Linked DNA regions of Homo sapiens: all the other regions are linked to region 2. Evidence: read pairs that join two places in POLR2A ChIA-PET (ENCODE). Cell type or tissue: GM12878. All regions are shown on one strand. Each heading gives the region's core, and the rest is flanking DNA. Links, peaks and the distances in the headings are about the cores only.

Region 1 (7,030 bases), core at 689-5,688, 75 kb before region 2:
CTCACCCTTCCTTCTTCTCCTCAGCCTCACCTATGGGCAAGCTGTGAAGAAAGCCCAGGTGATATCTCCTTTGCCAATGAAAGTTTAAACCACAAAGAGGAAGCCACAGCTTGGTCCCATGTCCTAGCCCCCATTAAAAAAAAAAAAAAAATCCAAGCCAGTCTCCTTTCCTTCTGTCTCTCACCAATATAGAGCATGTTTGAGAGCCACCTGAAATCCACAGAGAGCCTCATTCTATGCAGGAGAAACCTCTTCATACCCTCTCGATGCATGCGTGTCACTGTGAGCATCAACATCCAAATCAAATTCTGTGTGTGGGTCCATCCTGTTATTGCAGAGGGTTAATCCTATTACTGCAGTGTGCATCACACAACTTGCTGGTTTGGATAAAATGACTGGAGGTTTAGTGGAGTGTCTCCTTTATTTCTATGATGTAATTGCTTTAAGATCAGATAAACACATTCGCCACCCCCAAATGGATGACTAGGAACTTCCTGGAAAACCCCCATTGTTATTTCCTCTCCATTTTCCCCTCCCTTCCTCTCCAACTAGTTCATTGCCATCTTTCCTCAAATTTGATTGTTTAGATAAGTTGTACCAGATTCATTAATACCCTGAAGATATCGCAATTCGCTGGTTGTGACCTACTGATTGCCACACGTACGCAAATTCACCAGCTTTCCTGCCAGTCCAATATGGGGAAAACCTACTGCAGTCAGTGTTGTCTATACGTTCCTTCCTCATACCTTACATTCAACTGTCTATCTTCTATTGTCCAAAATAAATGATAAAACTACTGATTTATTCAACATTTTGAATCTATGGTAGTAGTTGTATGTGAGCAAAAAAAAATTATTTGGAAAATACTTGTTTGGACGTGGATTGTGTGTGCATATACATACATATAATGTTATCATATATGTATATATATCATATATAAAGTATTTCATGTATGAAACTAAAATTACACATATATATGCACATCAGATTTTTATCATATACACATGAACATATATATAGTGTCAATTTACTTGATCATGAGTATTTATTTTATTGAGAAATGCACAGCTATTTTTTTAAAAATCAAAAAATATATCATAGATAACATTATTAAAGTGAGTAGAGTTTTGCTGTGTTGAAGCCAATAATTATTACATTTCACCTAAGTGACCTTGAAAAGTGAGACTCATTGAAGTTATTCTATGATGCATACTGTACAATTTACAAGTTTGCAGCACATTTACTGAACATATTAAAGTCACACTCCAAAGTATATGCAATTGATAATTTTAATGTTTCAAAGCTACTTTTTTTCCTTTAGGAAAACTATCTGCTGTTGGTAATTATAAAATCATCTATTTCTGTTTTTAATGAAAAAAAGTACCAGGATAATTTGTATGTATGTGAAAGTATCCATTTGAGAAAAAAAAAGATTGAATTCTTAGCAGAGATAATTTTATTTACAATTCAGTAAGTTAATTTAATTTTAATTGTCCCCAAACACACAAACACATTTCCCCAGAGGCCATTGAGTTAACTAGAGGAATAAAAGGGAGGAGAGACAGTTTACTTTAATACTTCTTGGCTCTTCCACACACATGTCTTAAAGTGAGAGACTTCTCCCTACAAAAAATTCATGATTTCTTTGTCTTCCCACTCCTCTCCTTTCCCATTTATCAGCCATAACTCTCACCTGAATCTTTAGCAGGAGAAAAAGAGACGCCTAATGTGGGTACAATACACAAAGGTAGATATGGCTGCATCAGTGTTCTGATTCTAGACTCTCCCACCCCTACCCTTCTGGAATTGCCTCTCTGACTGCTGTTGAGTCCTTTGAAACATGTTTGCCCATCAGAGTTTCAGAGGCCCATGTGCATTCTGAACACACCATCCAAATTAGCAGTATGAACGGAAGAAAAACCTTTCTCTACCTACACTTCTCATTTTCCCTCAGAGACAGATATCTGCTTCTCACTGCTTCTCTACCTCAACATAGGACTTAAGTTGGAATTTATTTTTAATCAGTTTATCAGAATAAATTGTTTGCAACAGGAGTATATTTTTACTGCCTTTATTGCTTTATCTTGTCTAATATTTTAATAAATGAGTAAATATAACAGAGAGCAAGGAGTATCAAAACCAAAAGGAAAAGGATAAAAGCCAGCCTACTAAAACAAGGGAAAAACACATTGCCAAGAATATTCTTTTCTGATTGAAAGAAAGACTTAATTAAGGACTATTAAGTTTATCCTTTTTTTTTTTTTCAATCAAGCCTTGTGTTTGTAACTGGAAAGCATGAAAAACTGTAAGTGTGCCTGAAGTGCCTTCGGAGGAGTCACAAACATAGAAGAAGACCCATGGGATTAATGACAGTCATGTCTTTCTGAGAGTAGAATAAACAGTCATCCAACTTTCCATCCAATAAGTCCACTGCACATGCTAGCCAGGCTCTCTCTAATGTGAGGGAAAGAAACAAGCAGGTAGACAGTTTCCAGTCATCGGCCTTGATTTCAGCACTCATCAGGTTCTTGACATAGTTTTTAAAAACGGGGGTATATGGCTACTATGGTGCAAATAGAGTGGGGTTTAGGCTTTCTATCCTTTCTCTCCCAAACAGAGAAATACTGAGTATCAGTCTCCTCAAACTTTCTGTAGTTCACATTTTCTCACCTTCTACAAACACAGTTAAAGATAAGGAGCAAGAGAAGAAAAGGTTGAAGCAAGGGTCTGTTTTCTTAAAAAAAAGAGTCATATTTAAAAAGGAAAACTCCGCATAGGAGAGTTCAGTGACTTCCCCAAGCTTTTGGGATGAAGACAGAATTTCTTTCTTAACATGGCCTATGGGCCTTTTCCAGTTACCTCTTGAATTAAAGCTTTATGCCTCATTTCCCCCTCCGCACACTCTAGTCTCTGTGGTTTTTTGTGAATTTCTTCTTTGGCCTGCTACTTCCTGCCACCTGGCCTTGGTACATGCACCTCCCCTGTTTAGTAGGTCTCACTCTTTCTTATCCACATAGTTGTTGCTTAACATACTTCAGATCTGGGTTCAACTGCTTTCCTCAGTCTCTGGAACAAGCTAGGATTACACTGGACATCTTTTTTTTTTTTTTTTAATAGCAGTTGTCCAGTGGAATTATGTGTTTATTTGTGTGATTAGGATTCTCTCTCTCTCTTTCATTCTTATTCTCTGATGGTGGGGGCCATGTTTTCAGTCACCCCTATATATCCATAGTACAACAACATGTCCCCCACAAAAGACTAATTAAAAGAAAAAGAAACTCAACTATGTATGTGTGTTCCTCTACGTATATGCATAGGGAAAATGTAAAAACTAGAATAAGTATCCATTTGGTAAGATTAACAGGGATGCTTTATTTTCTTCTTTTTGCTTCTGGGTTTTCAAAACTTTATAAACGGTTATTCTGTAATCATGCAAAAATTCAATTAAAAATAGATACACGTTATAACGGATTGAATTGTGTTCCCCAAAACGGTGTGTCGAAGTCCTACCTCCAGTAACCTGTGAATGTGGCCCTCTTAAGAAAAAGAGTCTTTGCAGATGTAATTAAGATGTAAGTTATACAGATTAGGGTGGCCCTAAATCCAATCACTAGTATCCTTAAAGAAAAACCATAGAGACCGTCACACACAGAAGGAACACAGCCATGGGGAGATGGAGGCAGAAATTAGAGTGAGGCAGCAAGTCAAGGAACACCACGGAGTGTTGACAACTGCAGGAGTCTGGGAAGATGCAAGGGAGGATCCTACCCTAGAACCTTCAGGGGGAACATGGCCCTGCCAACACCTTGATTTTGGACATGTAACCTCCAGAACTGTGAGAGAACACTTTTCCAGTATTGAATACTATTTTGTTTGTGATAATTTATTATGGCAACCCTAGAAAACTAATACACAAGTCTATGGTAATCCTCTACAAGTATTCTTTAAATTAGGAACATTACTAAGTAAGAAAATGTATTTTATGTATAGAACTAACCTTTTGCACTTTGGGAGGCCGAGGCGGGCAGATCACCTGAGGTTGGGAGTTCAGGACCAGCCTGTCCAACATGGAGAAACCCCGACTCTACTAAAAATACAAAATTAGCTGGGCGTGGTGGCACATGACTGTAATCCCAGCTACTCAGGAGGCTGAGGCAGGAGAATCGCTTGAACCTGGGAGGTGGAGGTTGCAGTGAGCCAAGATCACACTGTTGCACTCCAGCCTGGGCAACAAGAGCAAAATTCCGTCTCAAACAAAACAAAACAAAAGAAACCTAACCTTTTTTTTTGAAGCCATCATTCTCAGCAAACTAACACAGGAAACCTAAACCAAACACTGCATGTTCTCACTTGTAAGTGGGAGTTGAACAATGAGAACACATGGACACAGGGAGGGGAACATCACATACTGGGGCCTGTTGGAGGTTGCACGGCTAGAGGAGGGATAGCATTAGGAGAAATACCTAATGTAGATAACAGGTTCATGGGGGCAGCAAACCACCATGGCACGTGTATACCTGTGTAACAAATCTGCAAGGTCTGCACATGTACCCCAGAACTTAAAGTATAATAACAATAAAAAAAGAAATCGGTATTGTCTAAGTCATCAATTCTTGCTGTGTTTGTTCTGTGTGTTACCTAAACTTATTTCACTTTCTAAAGGAAATCTTGACATAAAGCCATGACCAAGAAATCACATGGATCATATCATCATCACTGTCATCATTTATTGTTATTTTGGGGGGTGGTGACGGGGTTATTTATCTAGATGACAGTGCCTGCTTGCTTTCTTTCCTTTCCCACCTTAGCTTAGCTGTGTGATTGTGTAGTATATTCCTTTCAAATCTAAAAGTAGCTGATTCAATCACTATTTTATCCCTCTGTGCTCTGAGTCTAATATGAAGGCTTATGGGGTAGACCCAGTATATTTAGTTTTAAATACCCTATGTAAGTGCATAGTCAATAGTCAATTTACATCACATCAATTCTGTTTATAAAATACAAAGCATAAAATTGCTTTACCAGCTACTGGATCCTGGGCTAGCCAATTGGAAAGAGATTAGACAATTCAAGGCCTATTTGGCTGAATTCACCACTTGACGAAAGGGAGAGATGTCAGCAGTATCAGTTGAAAACTGAAAATTAATGCTGAGGGTAGCTTAACAAGCTCTGAGTCACCAGTGTGCCGGTTCCGGGTGCTGCTAGTGTTGGAAGGCAGCCCAATGTAATAGCAGCAGCACAGGCTTGAGAGTCATGAGCTGCTTAACATGAGCAAATGACTTGCCTCTGTGCACCTTATCTTCCTCATCCATAAAATGTTAACAGTAATACTTGTCTCGCAAGACTAAATTTGTATAAAGGCCCAACACAGTTTCTAACATTTCTTAGATGCTCAATAAATGATTACTGTTATTGTAGTTATTATTTTTATTTTGTTTTGTAAAGTAGTTGGTCAACTCACAACATGCATCTAGTTTCTTGAATAGAGCCAAAGAAGCAAAATCCATACAAGGAACACAGTTTCTGCTTCTAAGCCATTTAAGCTCCAGCAAGTCGTTTAACCCTCTCGACCTCAGTTTCTTTATCTGTGAAATGAGAGGGTTGAAGTCGTTTCACATTGTGTGATTTTAAGCGTAGCACACAGAAACTGAAAAAATGTCAGTTTTCTTTTTGTCATTCTATCTTGGGGTCATTGAACCAATTTGACCATTTTTTTAACTGCCTGTGTATATAATAAACATAATGTTGACCCCACTAGAAAGGTTAATTAACAAAAGTCAAACCCTAATTTTCACTGGGCATCTTTTGTTAGGTAAAAACACATTTAGATAGAAATAAAAGAAAGAAAATTTCACTGTCTATGGTGGGGTAAGGATGAAGTTTTTTGGTGCGCTCATTGAGGAAGATGGGCACAGCATATGGAATGTATATATTCCATTTAGGTAAAATCATACATTACACACATGCATATTTGTACATGCATTTGTGTTTATAATTTATATTCATATGTGTGTGTGTTTGTGTGTATGCATGTGTGTATAAAAATACAGAAAAGAGTGGCTAAAAAAAATCAGTGAAGTTTATCTCTGTGTGGCAGAATTTCAGAAGGCTTCTTTTATTCATATTTTTGTATACTGTTTGAATTTTTATAATGAATATATTTCATTTATATATTCAGAAAAATATAATACAATTACACTGAGATAAGAAAAATATATAAATGTTACAGTCAAATATGCACAAAAAGGCAGCTTGAATTTTTAACATTATTGCAGCTGATATACACTTTCTCATGAATTTCCTTTGTCCCTGAACAATTGGAAGAACAAATTTGCCAATTAAATAAATCACAGTCTGTTTCTTGTAAATACTATTCTGGGTAGGGTAAATTTTCAAAGACAGTATTTGGTTCAATGAGAAGCTTTTTATTGCCCCTGCAGGAAAGTGGGTCTGGTATCCACATGAAGATCATGTTGCTGTCTTCTATCATTTTGCAAGCCTCAACAGCAATTTCCCTTGTGTCATCTGGTTATTAAACATCCTATTGACAATCACTATGGAATTGCGGGCTCCATTCCATGCTACATAAATGCCATGGGTGACTTCTTAATGTCACTCTGGTACTTCTCTTTGCCCAAATAGACCATGCTACCATTTCTCCTCCACTGTGATCACTGTGTGGGATCAAGTTGGAGTGGTGCCTGCCAGGTGATCTCTTTCCAGAATCTGGAACACCAACAGTGCCATTTTAGAAACCACTCTTACTTTTACTCTCTCTTTGCCCTACAACAGAAAGCTCCTTTCCTCTGAAAGAAATTTCCTTTGCATCACACGCTCATTCTCTAAGAAGTGGTATTTGATGCCTTCATTCCCTGGTCCAATATTGTATGGATGATATTAGGAAAAAAACTGATGTCAAAAAGAAGATTCATCAGACGGTACTAAAATATTATCCCTTCCTTACTTCTTTTTAATATTATTTAACAAACATTCACTGAGTACTTCTTAATGGTTGGCTATAGTATTAATC
Region 2 (7,030 bases), core at 609-5,608:
ATCAGTAAAGACCAAATGGTCTACTGATGAAAAAAATCCATTGAAGAGTTTTAAGTATGGGTTGACACAATAAGGTTTATGTTAAGAAAAGATAAATTTGGTTGTTGGATGAAGGTTATACTGGAAAATAAAAGACTACTAGATGAAGACACTGGTATCTCTGGATGTTTGGCCATTGAACTACATTAATAGATTGGTCACAGTCCTTCACTGTCCCGTATTGGTTTTTAGATCCACAGCATTACCATTACCTTACAGCTTTCAGGAAGACAAAAATGAATAAATTAGGAACTAAGTATTGATGATAATCTCATGATACAGTTTATTGCTCGTTATCAGATACGTTAGTCAAAACATGAGCACTTGTTGACACAACAGAGCTAAAATCTTAACAAACAAAAATTTTAGTATGTGGTACCCGTATATGGGTAGTAAAGATATGTTGGCACTGTAGAAGTTTTTCTAGTATCATAACATAGCCAGAGTGCAATGGGGCTAGAAATAAAATGTGAAAATCAAAGGCCAATTCCAATTTTATTTAAACATATATTTGTCTATTAAAGACATACAAAAAGTAAACCCTGACAATTTAATAAATATATTAAAATATATTGGCGTCAACATGTCTATACTCTTGGCCTCTGAGTGAGCATATTGTAAGTTTTATTTTGTTCAATTATCAGTGTTTTTTGCTAGGAGTTGCCATAAGGACGTTGACAACATCTCTTGACTAGAATTAAGTCCAGCTGTTAATAGTTAGCATATTTTTGTGCCTCTGGAATTGAGAATGGGATTAGGTGGTGAGGTGAAGTGAGTTGGGGAATAATGGGATTAGTCAAATTAGTTTGATTGCACTATTAAGATTGAAAAATGAAAGAAATGGATCTCATCTTGAAGAAAATTTAAAAAATAAATAAGAATGTATATATTTACCATTCTATTTCTATGTACTACAATTATAAAGGTAGTAGTATAATTTGAAAGGTTTTCACTTCTGCTTAGTGATTTTCACATGACTTGTGAAAATTACTTTCTTGCCATAAGCTGCTGAAAGCTATGGGGTTAGAAATACATTTGCAGGCTGGGTGTGGTGGCTCACGCCTGTAATCCCAGCACTTTGGGAGGCCGAGGTGGGCAGATCATAAGGTCAGGAAATCGAGACCATCCTGGTTAATATGGTGAAACCCAGTCTCTAGTAAAAATACAAAAAACTAGCCAGGCGTGGTGGCACATGCCTGTAGTCCCAGCTACTTGGGAGGCTGAGGCAGGCAAGAGAATCGTTTGAACCTGGGAGGTGGAGGTTGCAGTGAGCTGAGATCACGCTGCTGCACTCCAGTCTAGCAGCAGAGCGAGGCTTCGTCTCAAAAAAAAAAAAAAAAAAAAATTTGCAAAGCGACAAAAACCTTTTTAGGGCAAGAATTATTTTTTAATTGTACCACAAAGAGAAATGGCGACCTTCAGAGTTGAATAAACTTGGAAATGGATTGATTAATTCTGTTTAAATAATAGATGAAAAGTACTTTATCATAATTTTTTTTTTACTTCATGATGTTCTTATGTATACTTAGCTTATAGAAATTTTTTAATAAATGTTAATATTTTCATTAGGGTATAATTTTTATTAAAAATAAGGCCATTTTTTCATGTGGCTATAGTTTTGTAGAAATTTATTGTTTATGACTGAAGAAAAAACATTAAAATGATTTATATGATGAAAGTGCCATGGTGGTGTAACTTCTGGTGGTTAATAAGGTTACGGTCATGAATTTTAGAAAAGGAAATAGTTTTAGGAGTTTTCTTACTATCATTATTATAAAGCTTAAACTTATTATAATTATTATATTAATAATAATAAAATGAGTACTAATTTTTTGTTGGATGCCTGGGTATAGATAGTACTTAGAGTTTTCATGCATTACCCTATTTGTTCTTTGCATTTTAGGGTTAGAAAATGTCAACATTTTATATTGGTTAAATTTTGAGCTCTTACTAATATGCATAAAGACACCATATGGGCAAGAGGTACATATAAGACAAGTGTCCTCAAGACACTTGACTTCCATCTGGCTAAAATTTGTCATAATACAGTCATTTTGTTACAAGGAGACAGTTTACTGCCATCTGCCTGTAAATGGTTGTTAAAAATACACAAATTTCTGATGTCTATGTTGTGAATGTTGCCCCATAAGATACAAACTGCATGGCCCGCCCAACTACATAAAATGGTCCAGATGTGTATAAATGAAAAGGCCATGTGAGATTTTAGTTTTCTGAAAATATGTAAGAAAAAAAAGTCTTGATTAATTTTTAAGAATCTTAAGATCATCCTAAAAACATTAAGAAATCCTAAAAACATTAAGAAAGTCACTTATTCTATATGAATATATATTCTTTATCAAGCTATTAGGATGGACATTCTTAGAAATTGTCTGGGTTTACTTTTTGTATGTCTTTAATGGGCAAATATCTATTTAAATAAAATTGGAATGGGCCTTTGATTTTCACATTTTATTTCTACCCCCCATTGTACTCTGGCTATCTCATGATACTAGAAAAACTTCTACAGTGCCAACATATCTTTACTACCACCAAAATTCAGAGTTAACTTTAGTCAGTAAAAAGTACCTGAGCACTGAAGAACAATTCAGATAATAAGGTGAAATAATGAGTCAGAAATAGCTGGTGTTTCACATTATACCTCTTAGAATTCATGAGTGTTTACTTTGTAGTATTTGTCTTCCTGACAAGTTTTTTTCTCAATTAAGGGAATAACGCCTTTTTGTGAAATATCTTCAAGAGCAGGAAAAGAATAACTATGTCAATAAAATGAAAATATAACTCTAAATATGTAAAAAATATGGGCCCAGTTCACCTACCCTTGCTTGAGACAAAGGGCTTCTGTTATCTTGAAGAGGTAGCTCACCTTCAATTCACTAACTGAACACTTTGTGGAAAATATTATTATATTAATTTTACAAAGGAATAAATGAACTTGTAGGTGAAGTAATTTTCTTAAGGTCATAGGTTGAGCAATGATTAAAGACCCAAAATGACTGACTCCAGAGCCCAAGCCATTGAGCACTAGGTTCCCTTTTCTCACTGGTTAATTCTGATAGGCTGAGCATTCTGAAAGGAAGAAGCAAACTGGGGCATGTTAAAACAAAATAAAGAAGTGCACATAGCTCACTAATGTTTTGAAATTTGACTATTTAGCTGCTGAATAGTTGACTGACATTAAAGTTTGAAATGTAAAAGACTGTCTATGTAATATGTATTTATTTTACTGTCAGGTAGTTTTTTGTTGTAATGTGATATGGTTTGTTCAAATCTCACCTTGAATTGTAATAATCCCCACGTGTCGTGGGAGGAAGCCCTTGGGAGGTAACTGTATCATGGACGTGGGATTTTCCCATGCTGTTCTCATGATAATGAATAAGTCTCATGAGATCTGACTGTTCTATAAAAGGGCAGTTCCCCTGCACACACCTTCTTGCCTGCTGCCACAAAGACGTGTCTTGCTTCCCCTTCGCCATCTGCCTTGATTGTGAGGCCTCCCCAGCCACGTGGAACAGTGAGTCAATTAAACCCCTTTTATAAATAAATTACCCAGCCTATTCTTTATTAGCAGTATGAGAACAGATTAATACAAAATTATATGCTATTATTCATATTTTGTGAAACATTTCTACTTAACTGCATTAATCAAAAAACAGTTTACTTAAAACATTGAAAAAAAACAAAGAAATGTCTCTTATTTAAGAAACTTAACGATTTTAATTTGTTAAAAAATTTAAAAACTGTAACAGCAATGCATGTTCTTTTGTAAGTTACTTTGAATAAACCAAAATGCAAAAAGGAGAAAATAATAAAAACCACCTATTTATCCATAATAGATGTATATCTAAAACAAAATGTGGTTAAAATATAATTTAACACACACACACACACGCACACACACACACATGCACACACATATTCTTTATGAAATACTCTTACGTTAGGGTTAAAAGAGAATAAATTGTCATTTTTTTTCTATTTCCTTAAACAACAATTTGATTTTTGCAAGTTTTACCTTTTTATTATCTTAAAATCGAAGAATTAAAGTATTTAAGTATTTAATTTCTAGTATTAAATTTAAGAACGTATAATACATAAACTCTGTTGGTAATCTTTACTAAATGAATGAAGAATGGAAGATACTAACATGGAAGGTAACCTAGAGTAGCAATTGAAAAATCCTTGGTATTGGTTCAGAATAAGATATTTTCATTATAATAGAACACTTTAAAATGAAATACTTGTAGAAAGATAAATTGCCTTGGTTACTTGCAAATATGCTACCAAATTAATATCTGGTGAATAAGGAAGGTCAATTTGTCATGTCTGTAGGCATATGTGTGGAGATAAATTGTAAGAGAACATAAATACACAAACAACTGCAGCATTCTATGAAACACTTATATTGCAACCTACAATAAGCATTCATGTTCATATATATTCATAAACCTAGAGGCAAATTATAAATAATGTTGCTTCCATGAAACCTAATGTTTTGCAATTAGAAATGAAACATATATTAAAATAATTAAATAGGACTCTAAAATTACATAAACTTGATTTTAAATGGACTAAATATTTAGTACATCAATGAAAAATACTCAAGATTAAATATAAATCGGATTTTGTTCCTTTTATCTTGATTTGTAGTTTATCTGCATGTTATTATTGCCATTAATATGTTATTGCTATATTGCCATAATTATATTTATTTTTGCTACAACTATTTTAATCTTTGATTTTCCCTTCTATTAGAAAAGGTTATACTTAAAAGTAAAATATCAGGTTCCTTACCTTAAGTCAGATAAATAACCCAAGATAACAGATTAAATAACCTACAGCTTCAGGTTTTTGTAGACCCAGAATTATCTCATTTGATATGAGAAATGGGAAGTATATTATATGATTTTCAAATCTTTTCAAATTTATTGTCTACATTAAAAAATAATAATTTAAACTATTTTGTGGGATAGAGAGGGCTGTACCTGGGGTGACATATTATAGCATAAGTGAGCCTCTCAAACCTCAATATTTATCTGATGTCAAATGTAGCCGGTTCAATGCATCATACATTTGTGTGATTGAATAAATTGCTTAAAGCAAATTTCACATTAAGATGATAAACATGGCTATTAACAGAAATCAGGGTCTATGGTAATCAGTTCCACTAAACCAATTAATCTTAACTCTGTCACAAAGATTCCTTGAGACCTACACAGTCCTCATTTTTAAAATAAAGAATAATACTCACTTCACATAATTTTCTTGGGAGTTTAATATGATAAACTCATTTTCTTAACAAAATACCAACAAAATTTTCTTTGTTTCTTTTAAATAAAGATGCTTGTTAGACAGATGCATTTCTGGAGCAGATTTTTTAAAAAGTATAGAATTTGCCATAAGTTAAATGAAAATGTCTAACATCTTCTCTCTTACTGGAATGAATTGAATTAGTCCATCGATGTCTAAAAATGACAAACTCCTTAGTCTCTTAGGTCACAAAACCATCACTAATATGTGGTAACGTTCTGGGCTTCTTACTTTTTGTTTGGAAGTTTTCTTCTTACCAGGGGCTAACGTGATCTAAAGAGAAGGGTGGATGGCTAGTATGCAACATATACTAAATATACCTAATTAATTTTAAAAGGAATCAGGAAATATTATATAATTCATTAGATATTCTAGAATTTCTAAAAACAGACAGGGACAGCCATCTTTGGAAGTTTTTCCAGTATTTAATCAGTCTTATTTTATAAGATTATTTATGGGTAATCTTAATATACTTTGCACAATTTAAGTGGCGGCTTTTTAATTTAATTTAATTTACTTTGAGACGAAGTCTCACTCTGTCACCCAGGCAGGAGTGCAGTGGCACGACCTCGGCTCACTGCAACCTCTGCCTCCCCCCTTGTTCAAATGATTGCCCTGTCTCAGCCTCCTGAGTAGCTGGGATTACAGGCGTGCGCCACCACACCCGGCGAATTTTTGTATTTTTAGTAGAAATGGGGTTTCACCATCTTGGCCAGGCTGGTCTCGAGCTCCTGACCTCAGGTGATCCACCCACCTCGGCCTGCCAAAGTGCTGGGATTACAGATGTGAGCCACCACACCGGCCTAAGTGCCTATTTTATAGCTTTAACTTTTGCAAAAATTGGAAAAGGTCCTAATTTTATAACCCACAAATACTCTTTCATGTGCATGAAGACTGTGCTTGACTTTCTTCTCAGGCTTTTTTTGTAACAGATTTAAAAACTCTCAATTAAATAATTCACGTTTTCCTAATCCATCAATTTTTTTTAAATCTATTTCTAAATTTATTCTATCATTTTAAAATAGAGCAAACCAAACCAAACTTGATAATCTACCAATAAACAATGCTTGGGAAAAAATTATTTTTCCACTTTTGTATATCTTTTTCTTTCTCTAAGATTAAATCAGTAACTTTTGTTTTCTTCTTTGATATCCTTATGATTCTCATAGACTTTGCTGCTCTATTGCCAAACTACTCATATCCCCCTGTTACTGTGAAACTTGGTGAAATTCCTCAGGGATTTTGAGACATCAAAGCAGTAAGTAAATGTGCATGCCTATTCATTAAGAACTCCTTTATACATATATGAATTTTTAAAATGTGTTTTAATAAAAATAAATACAGAATGAAAAACTAACCCTTAATCCCAAACATATTTCTTATAGGCCTATTTAGTGCAATAAAATAATCCTGTCATTTTCAATTCATTTACTCACAAACTATTTCTTTTTGTGAGGATTTTGTTGACAGCACAGTAAAATCAGTACTATACTGGAAGAGGTTTACAGAGGCCCAGCAGGCACTTTTCACTTTTTCCATTAAACATTCCATATGCATCCATCAAGTCATTACAGTATTCCACATATCTGTCAACCTTTGCCAGGCTATCACACACAAGCACGCACCCTAAGACGATTCTTATGAAATATTCATAAACATTTTC
Region 3 (7,030 bases), core at 1,404-6,403, 81 kb before region 2:
ACCCATAGCACTTTTAATGTCATGATATATCTCTATTCCATATAATTTAATGTTTAATTCTTTGAGGAGTGTAGTGCTTTATCATTGTATTATAATCATAAAAAGGAAAAAGTAATTGTTACTACTCATAAATAAAAAGTTGGTAATTTTTTTCAGTATCAAGCTATTAAATTAAAGGCACATAGTTTGTACAAACAAACAGTTCATGACTTGATAAAATTGAATTAAAAATGTCATTATTTCTCTCTGTTTCCATTAAATAATTAGATATATCCTTCCTACACAGAAGGCAGAAATGAATTTTAGTTATTACCACTCAGTATTTTCTCCCAGTTGCACTTAACACAAAGGAGTGGCTTGTTGTTGTTATTGCCATTGTTGTTCTAATTAAAATGGATAATCACACCATATTTCTCTAATATGATCTTGGAAAAATCATTAATTCAAGTGGTATTTGTCCTTTGCAAAAAAAGTGTAATGCTCCCTCAAGGTGATTAGTTTTCTGGGAGGTCATTTTAGTATTCTAGATAATTGTTAACTAATTATTTTAAATGATGATTGTATATTGGCAAGAATAGAATATTTCAGGGTAATGAGTTTAACTGATAGTAAGAGATTGCTACTTTGGAGATTGTGCAATAACTGCTGGTCTCCATTTTCTGCTTGCAATGAGCATTGGTGGATAGGAATTAAATCTACATTTTTAATATGTTAAAAAAATAATTGGTTACTTCAATAATAAGTGTTGAGCCAGCATTTAGAACCCTAGAGCAGTCCCTAAGTATTTTTGTTTTACAGTTCCATGGCTTGTCATTTTCACAGTCCTTTCCATTCTTCCTATCACTTGACAGCTGTGGGGCTAATTCTCTCCCAGGACCAGTTTCCCAGAGGCATGGCCCTAAACCTTTTAACCTATTGACTTATTGTGCCAAATTTGGAAGGATAAGCATGTTTTGCATTGTGCTCAAATCTTCATTTATCTTTTAAAGATATGCTATTTAGAATGGTGGCAATCAGCAATAAAATGTGTGGCTGCCAGATTACCATGTTGTCTTGTCATGAACTATTACCTCACTGTGCTGGGAGCACATGAGAGTAAGATAACACAGTATAGTACAGAGAAAAATTGAGTTTATTTCCTACCTTTGGAAAAACATTAAAACATTTCTATATCTTAATTATTATATTCTGTCACTTTCATAGGTTAAAAGACAATAGCTCAAGCTCTGAGCCTCATTAAACTTGTTTGAGACTGTCTTCCTTAGCTTTTTTTTTTTAAACTACTCCCGTGACAGATTATTCTTTAGCTTTCTTAGAGCATTTTAGCTTGTTGATTTCACAATAAAATAAAAAAATAGAATGGCTTCTTAATCCAGTAATTGAATCAGACTCCTAAGGCAGTAATCATTTCTGTAAAAAAGAATGAAAAATCCAAAATACTATCATAATTACATAAAAAGATGAATTTTATATTATAAGCTAATGTAACAAAGTTATAAGGATAAATAAGAAGAAAATGATTGCATGTCAAAATTAGGAAAAAAAACCTGTATGTATGTGTATGTATCTAGAAAGGGACAGTAAGCCCACAAGTGGGAAACTTAGACAAAATCAATAACCCATTTCTTCTATTGCTTAGCTCTATGAACTTTATGAAAACCAATTATTTAAAAATTTATGTCACTTGCGATTTTATGGTTTTCATCATCAATGGCATGCATTTCAGTTCTTAGAGCTTTTCTACATTTGATAATTCCATAAACTAAGCTATCTGCTGCCCCCCAGGGCCAGTTTGAACTTAGGTAACCTCCCCACCTTTGCCAGTGTCTGCTCCATGTTGTCAGCTGGTTTCTGGCATTAATGACTTCCTGATGTTGCTAACTTATGTTTCCTCACCATTTCCTACACTGGCCTCTATAAACCCAATTCCCTTTATTCTAATCCATTCATTTATAATACTTAAGGTATAAAGTAGAACCTCCCTAGGCACACCTACCATTACTTTGACTGATATAGCCACAAAGTTATCAATTTTTTACGCAAAGAAGACAGAAAATGCATAATTCTCCATATTTCTTTGCCTCTGACATATCTTGTTAGGTTCAGAACTATGAGCCATTTGATATTTGTGTGTTTGTTGCATATATTGTATTAGAAATTTGTCAACATGAGTGATGGAATATTTGTAGGGTGGTTGCTGATTACTAGAATTAGAATTCACATCAAAATATGATACCAAATAAAGAAAAGGAAAAATCTATGGGACAGTTGTTTCTTACAGATAAGAAGACATTTTCTTTTTAATTATAATTTTCAAATGATCTCTGAATGATCCTTATCTTTAATACAGAAAAGGAAAATAATGTACTAAGAATGTTGGCAGAAGTATAAGTCTGATTTTCCTATGAATAAAACTCCTTTCTCCAATACATTTCTTACTTTTTGTGATACATGTAACCAACTTAAGATGAGTCAAGCCTAAATAATACAGCAGCATAGCCTGTCACTTTTCCTCCACTGATCTTTGTGACCTATTCCTTAGTGTAGGTTACTTTTCTTATTTTTCAAAGAGCAAGAAGAAAATGGATCCCATGTGGATGGAAGATGTCTATGAAAGCAAGCCAAGTGGAATAAAAAATAGTGAGGAGAGGATATAAAAATGTTTAAAGGATGATTTTGCACTTTAAAAAGAAAAGGTTCCATGACTCACTGAGAGTTAAGATAAATGATTGACTAGGAAAACAGCTCGGTTTGAAAATAACGTAAGCAAAGAGACTCCAAAATAAACAAGAAGGAACTGAGCTATTGAGACCATCCAGTCTCCCGAGACCTCACACTTTCACATTCAGCACTGAGAAGGGAAAAATAACAATAGTAATTATACGAACATGTTCAGACCTCTTTCACATGTCAACATACAAAAACATGCTTGGCCAAGAACTTACACCTGTTACAGGTCTTCATCATGCATCCTCAAAGTCACTTTTTCCATTGTGGCTTCAAATTCTTTCTCATGTCTACTGTCTTGTCTTCCTTTCGTCTTGCACTCTGGTGCCTAGCTTTTCTTCTATAACATCAATTAGAACTCTCAAGAACTTCTTCATGGCTCCTTATGTTTCTCTCTTCAATATGAATACAATGGTATTTTCTTTTATTTCTTTATTATTATTATTATTATTATTATTATTATTATTTTGACACAGGGTCTTGCTCTGTCATCCAGGCTGGAGTAGAGTGGTGTGATCATGGCTCAGTGTAGCCTCAACCTCTTGGGCTCAAACAATCCTCCCACCTCAACCTCTCAAGTAGCTGGGACCACAGGCAGGCATCACCATGCTAGCTAATTTATTTTTAGTTTTTGTAGAAATGAGGTCTCACTATGTTGGTCTTGAACTCTTGGGCTCAAGCAATCCTCCCACCTTGGCCTCCCAAAGTGTTTGAATTACAGGTATGAGCCACCTTGCCCGGTGGATATTATTTTTTTCTTTGGGGCTGAAGGCAATTGACATTCCTTAAAATTCTACTATCTATCATTCTAAAGAGTTCTGTTGAACTATACCTCAAGGGACTTAAAGACTTTCTTTTTCCTCTGCATTTTACCACCTACTCCTCTTACCCCCGGCTTGGTGCAGTGATGAGAAGGCATTTAGTAAACACTGTTTCAGTTCTTCTTCCTCGGTTTCCAAGGTCCTCTTTCAAAGTGATCTTAAATCCCTATTGAAACTGTTTGTTTTTATCCAAGATATGGAGTTTTCACTCCAAGCTGGTTGTTCTCAGTACCCTCAAAAATCTCATGTTCTCCCTACTTGTGCTTATAATTCTTAACTTAGGAAGAATATTTTAGTTATCTGCCTACCCATTTGTCAAGGTCTTGTTCAAGTTCAAGCTTCACTTGCCACATTGGGTAACACTTCTAGTAACTACTACACCCACCAAAAGTAAACTGTTAATTAATCTCTACTTCATTTCTGGTGATGACAACAATAACAGCTACCATTTACTACACTCACATTGGAAGCAAGGCAGTATGTTAAAATTTTGTTTACATGAAGTATTCCCAGGCATCTTCTGAAGTAGGTATTGTTATTGTTATTATTATCATTACCTTACAGATGAGAAAGAGCAGGATTTCTGTGTTTAAATAAAGTTCCTAATTTCAAAGTAAGTAGCAAAACTAGATTATAAACCTAAGTTTCTGATGTCCAAGCTGAGACTCAAGAATTTTGATACATAGCCTCAGTTGACACTTCAGCCAGCCTGAGCGCAATCAGTAAAGGTAGTTTAATGTAATTATATTTCCTCTTTGTCTTCCACAGTGCCTACAATATCAGGTCTCATGCACTTGCTGGTTGATTGCTTGAACAGACATCTCATTTCATAGTCAAAATTTTATTGTGCTGTGGCTGGGCGCGGTGTCTAACACCTGTAATCACAGCACTTTGGGAGGAGGCTGAGGTGGTTGGATCACTTGATGTCAGGAGTTCGAGACCAGCCTGGGCAACATGGTGAAACCCTGACTCTACTAAAATACAAAAATAAGCAAGTGTGGTGATGCACACCTGTAGTCCCAGCTGCTTGGGAGGTTGAGGCAGGAGAATCGCTTGAACCCAGGAGGCAGGAGCTGCAGTGAGCCAAGATCATGCAACTGCACTCCAGCCTGGGCGACAGGGCAAGACTCTGCCTCAAAGAAAAAAAGAAAAAATATATGTATACACACACACACACACACACACACACACACACACACATATATATATAGCAATTATATATATAAATAAAATTGGAAAAATTATATATTTAAAAATTATATATACACATACACAAATTATATATATACACATATACACACATATATATGTGTGTATATGTGTGTGTGTGTGTGTGTGTGTATATATATGTATGTATGTATGTATAGTGCCCTATAAGTCAATTGCAAACAAGAGTAATATATGCAACTGGGCATAGTGGCACACATTGTAATTCCAGCTACTCAGGAGGCTGAGGCAGGAGGATCACTTGAGACCCAGAGTTAGAGGCTACAGTGAGTTATGATTGTGTCTGTGAATCGGCACTGCACTCTAGCCTGGAAACATAGCAAGATTCCATCTCTAAAAACAAAAATAATAGTATATGTTAAGTTTAAATAATTCAAATCTAATGAAAAAAGGTAAATCAATTTTCGATTTTTAAAAACTCACCTTTTTATAGAACATGGAAAAAATGTATATGTGATAGAATCATCCCTGAACAGGAAGTCAACATTTTTTAGAGTGTAATAACATGCGAATATGACAAGATTCTGAAAAAATATTTTCTTCTGTCTTTATTTCTTGAGTATTACTAATAGTATTAAGATTTTATTAAATATTATCTTCATGCTATCAGTTGTAAGTTTATAAATTGATCCTGTTTCAAATATTTAATGTTTCACTTGATTTTTGAATCTATAATACATTTCAGAATATCCTTTAGTCTGTTCAAGAGTAATGGTTTCTACATAATTTATATTTAAAGTTAGGTTGGACCATACTAATTCTTTCTTACCCTGAAGTGTCAATCATGATCAAGGTGTCATCGATAAGGTACATTACTACTGCTCTTCTTGTTTGATAACTTTCTTTAAAATTAAATAATGATTTATTAAGCTTTTAACAAAACAATGGAAATAAGGGCTGGGAGCAAAGGCTGAGAAGGCTGAGAGTGAAGATGGGACACAGGTATAGAAAAAGCTGCAGTGGTACACAAGTTTATAAGAGAAAAATAGCTCCATAATTCTCATTCTGAAAACAATTTATAAGTATACAAACAACAAATGTGTTACATATATGATGTCAATCTTCCAGCTGTTGGGTAATTTCAAGTGACAGAATTCCACTAAATTCTTGGTTATCATGAAGGCACACCTTTGGTAGTTTTAGTTTTCATTTGACTCTTTCTCTCATAGACACTGAAAGTATTTTTATCCACTAAACAGTGTGACAAAATATGATGAGTGAAAAATTTGCTGTATTTGGAAACTAGGTTTGAGGGAATTAGATAAAATATTTGAAAATCAGTGGTTGTTAGATTTCAAATCTTTTCCTTTCAAGCTAGCTTGCCTATCAACAAATCCTACATTTTCTTTGAAGAGTCTTTGAAACTCAAAATGATAGTAGAACAACAATGCACTGAAAAGCAAGAAACCAGCTATATTATTTGGTCTCCTTGTGATCTTGAGTAAATCACCTAAGTTTGACATGTCTTAGTCTTCTCACCTTTGAAATTGTTTAATGCAGTAGCAATTCATAATCATTATTTATATAGAAACTATGCCCTTTTATCTTTAGGTTTTAAGGATTTTGAATAATTTTGGGATGAGAGAATACATTAAATATTAAGTAAATATGTGCTGAACGAATACTAATATTATATGTTTTATTTGTATTTTTAGAGGCAAGGGTCTTGCTACGTTGCCCAGGCTGAACACAAATTCCTGGGCTCAAGAGATCCTCCGACCTCAACCTCTCAAGTAGATGGGACTACTGGTGCATGCCATCACACTCAACAATACTGATATTCTAATTCAAAGTTTCTTAAATCACAAACTAAAAGCAGTATCAGACTGTGCAAATTAATAACAATACAGAGCCAAACACACACACACACACACACACACACACACATTTTATTAAATGGATATTTGAATAAATGAGTAAATAAAACAGAGGGAAGTTTAAAAAAATAACAGAAATTCCATATCATCCTTTTGAATTAGTGAGAATGCCCTGTCTTTCAGGGTTCGTTGATTTCAAGAAAACAATAGCTGAAGAAATAATGAATACCTGCTGGAGTCCAGGCAGGCTAGGTATAAGTGGCAGGTTTAACACTCAGTTACCTGTGAGAGCTCACGTTGGACGAAAGATTCTTCTTGTCTTTTCCTTTTCTACCACCCACACACCCACACCCACACCCATACCCATACCCATAAATGTAATTCAGCACAATTTTGACATAAAACATTATTTTCTTTTAAATCTATTATGTCATTGTG

Evidence for each region. ChIA-PET counts read pairs that join two places held together with the same protein. Peaks named below come from ENCODE experiments on the same cell type or tissue, not always from the same donor. Only the 100,000 strongest peaks of a DNase experiment are listed, where the experiment ranks them.
Region 1: POLR2A ChIA-PET joins it to region 2 with 10 read pairs; 4 of 35 experiments call an interaction of 5 or more read pairs at or near these places.
Region 3: POLR2A ChIA-PET joins it to region 2 with 30 read pairs; 3 of 35 experiments call an interaction of 5 or more read pairs at or near these places.

Annotation. Positions count from the first base shown.
Region 1 is chr3:175,345,290-175,352,319 of GRCh38, reverse strand. All of the region lies in intron 5 of NAALADL2 (N-acetylated alpha-linked acidic dipeptidase like 2), which reads right to left. Among named protein-coding and RNA genes, the nearest start is that of MIR4789, 21 kb to the left of the region's middle. RefSeq lists an enhancer at 2,838-2,887. In GM12878, for the core only: no CTCF peak of the experiment used is centred there; DNase peaks (open chromatin) are centred at 2,923 and 5,162.
Region 2 is chr3:175,270,652-175,277,681 of GRCh38, reverse strand. All of the region lies in intron 4 of NAALADL2 (N-acetylated alpha-linked acidic dipeptidase like 2), which reads right to left. It overlaps NAALADL2-AS2 (NAALADL2 antisense RNA 2), which reads left to right and starts at 6,586. Exons shown (of 3, transcript NR_046713.1): 1 at 6,586-6,625. In GM12878, for the core only: no CTCF peak of the experiment used is centred there; a DNase peak (open chromatin) is centred at 3,431; H3K4me3 peaks cover 917 bases; H3K27ac peaks cover 2,542 bases.
Region 3 is chr3:175,352,741-175,359,770 of GRCh38, reverse strand. The region is part of intron 5 of NAALADL2 (N-acetylated alpha-linked acidic dipeptidase like 2); the gene reads right to left. Among named protein-coding and RNA genes, the nearest start is that of MIR4789, 13 kb to the left of the region's middle. In GM12878, for the core only: no CTCF peak of the experiment used is centred there; DNase peaks (open chromatin) are centred at 2,910 and 3,683.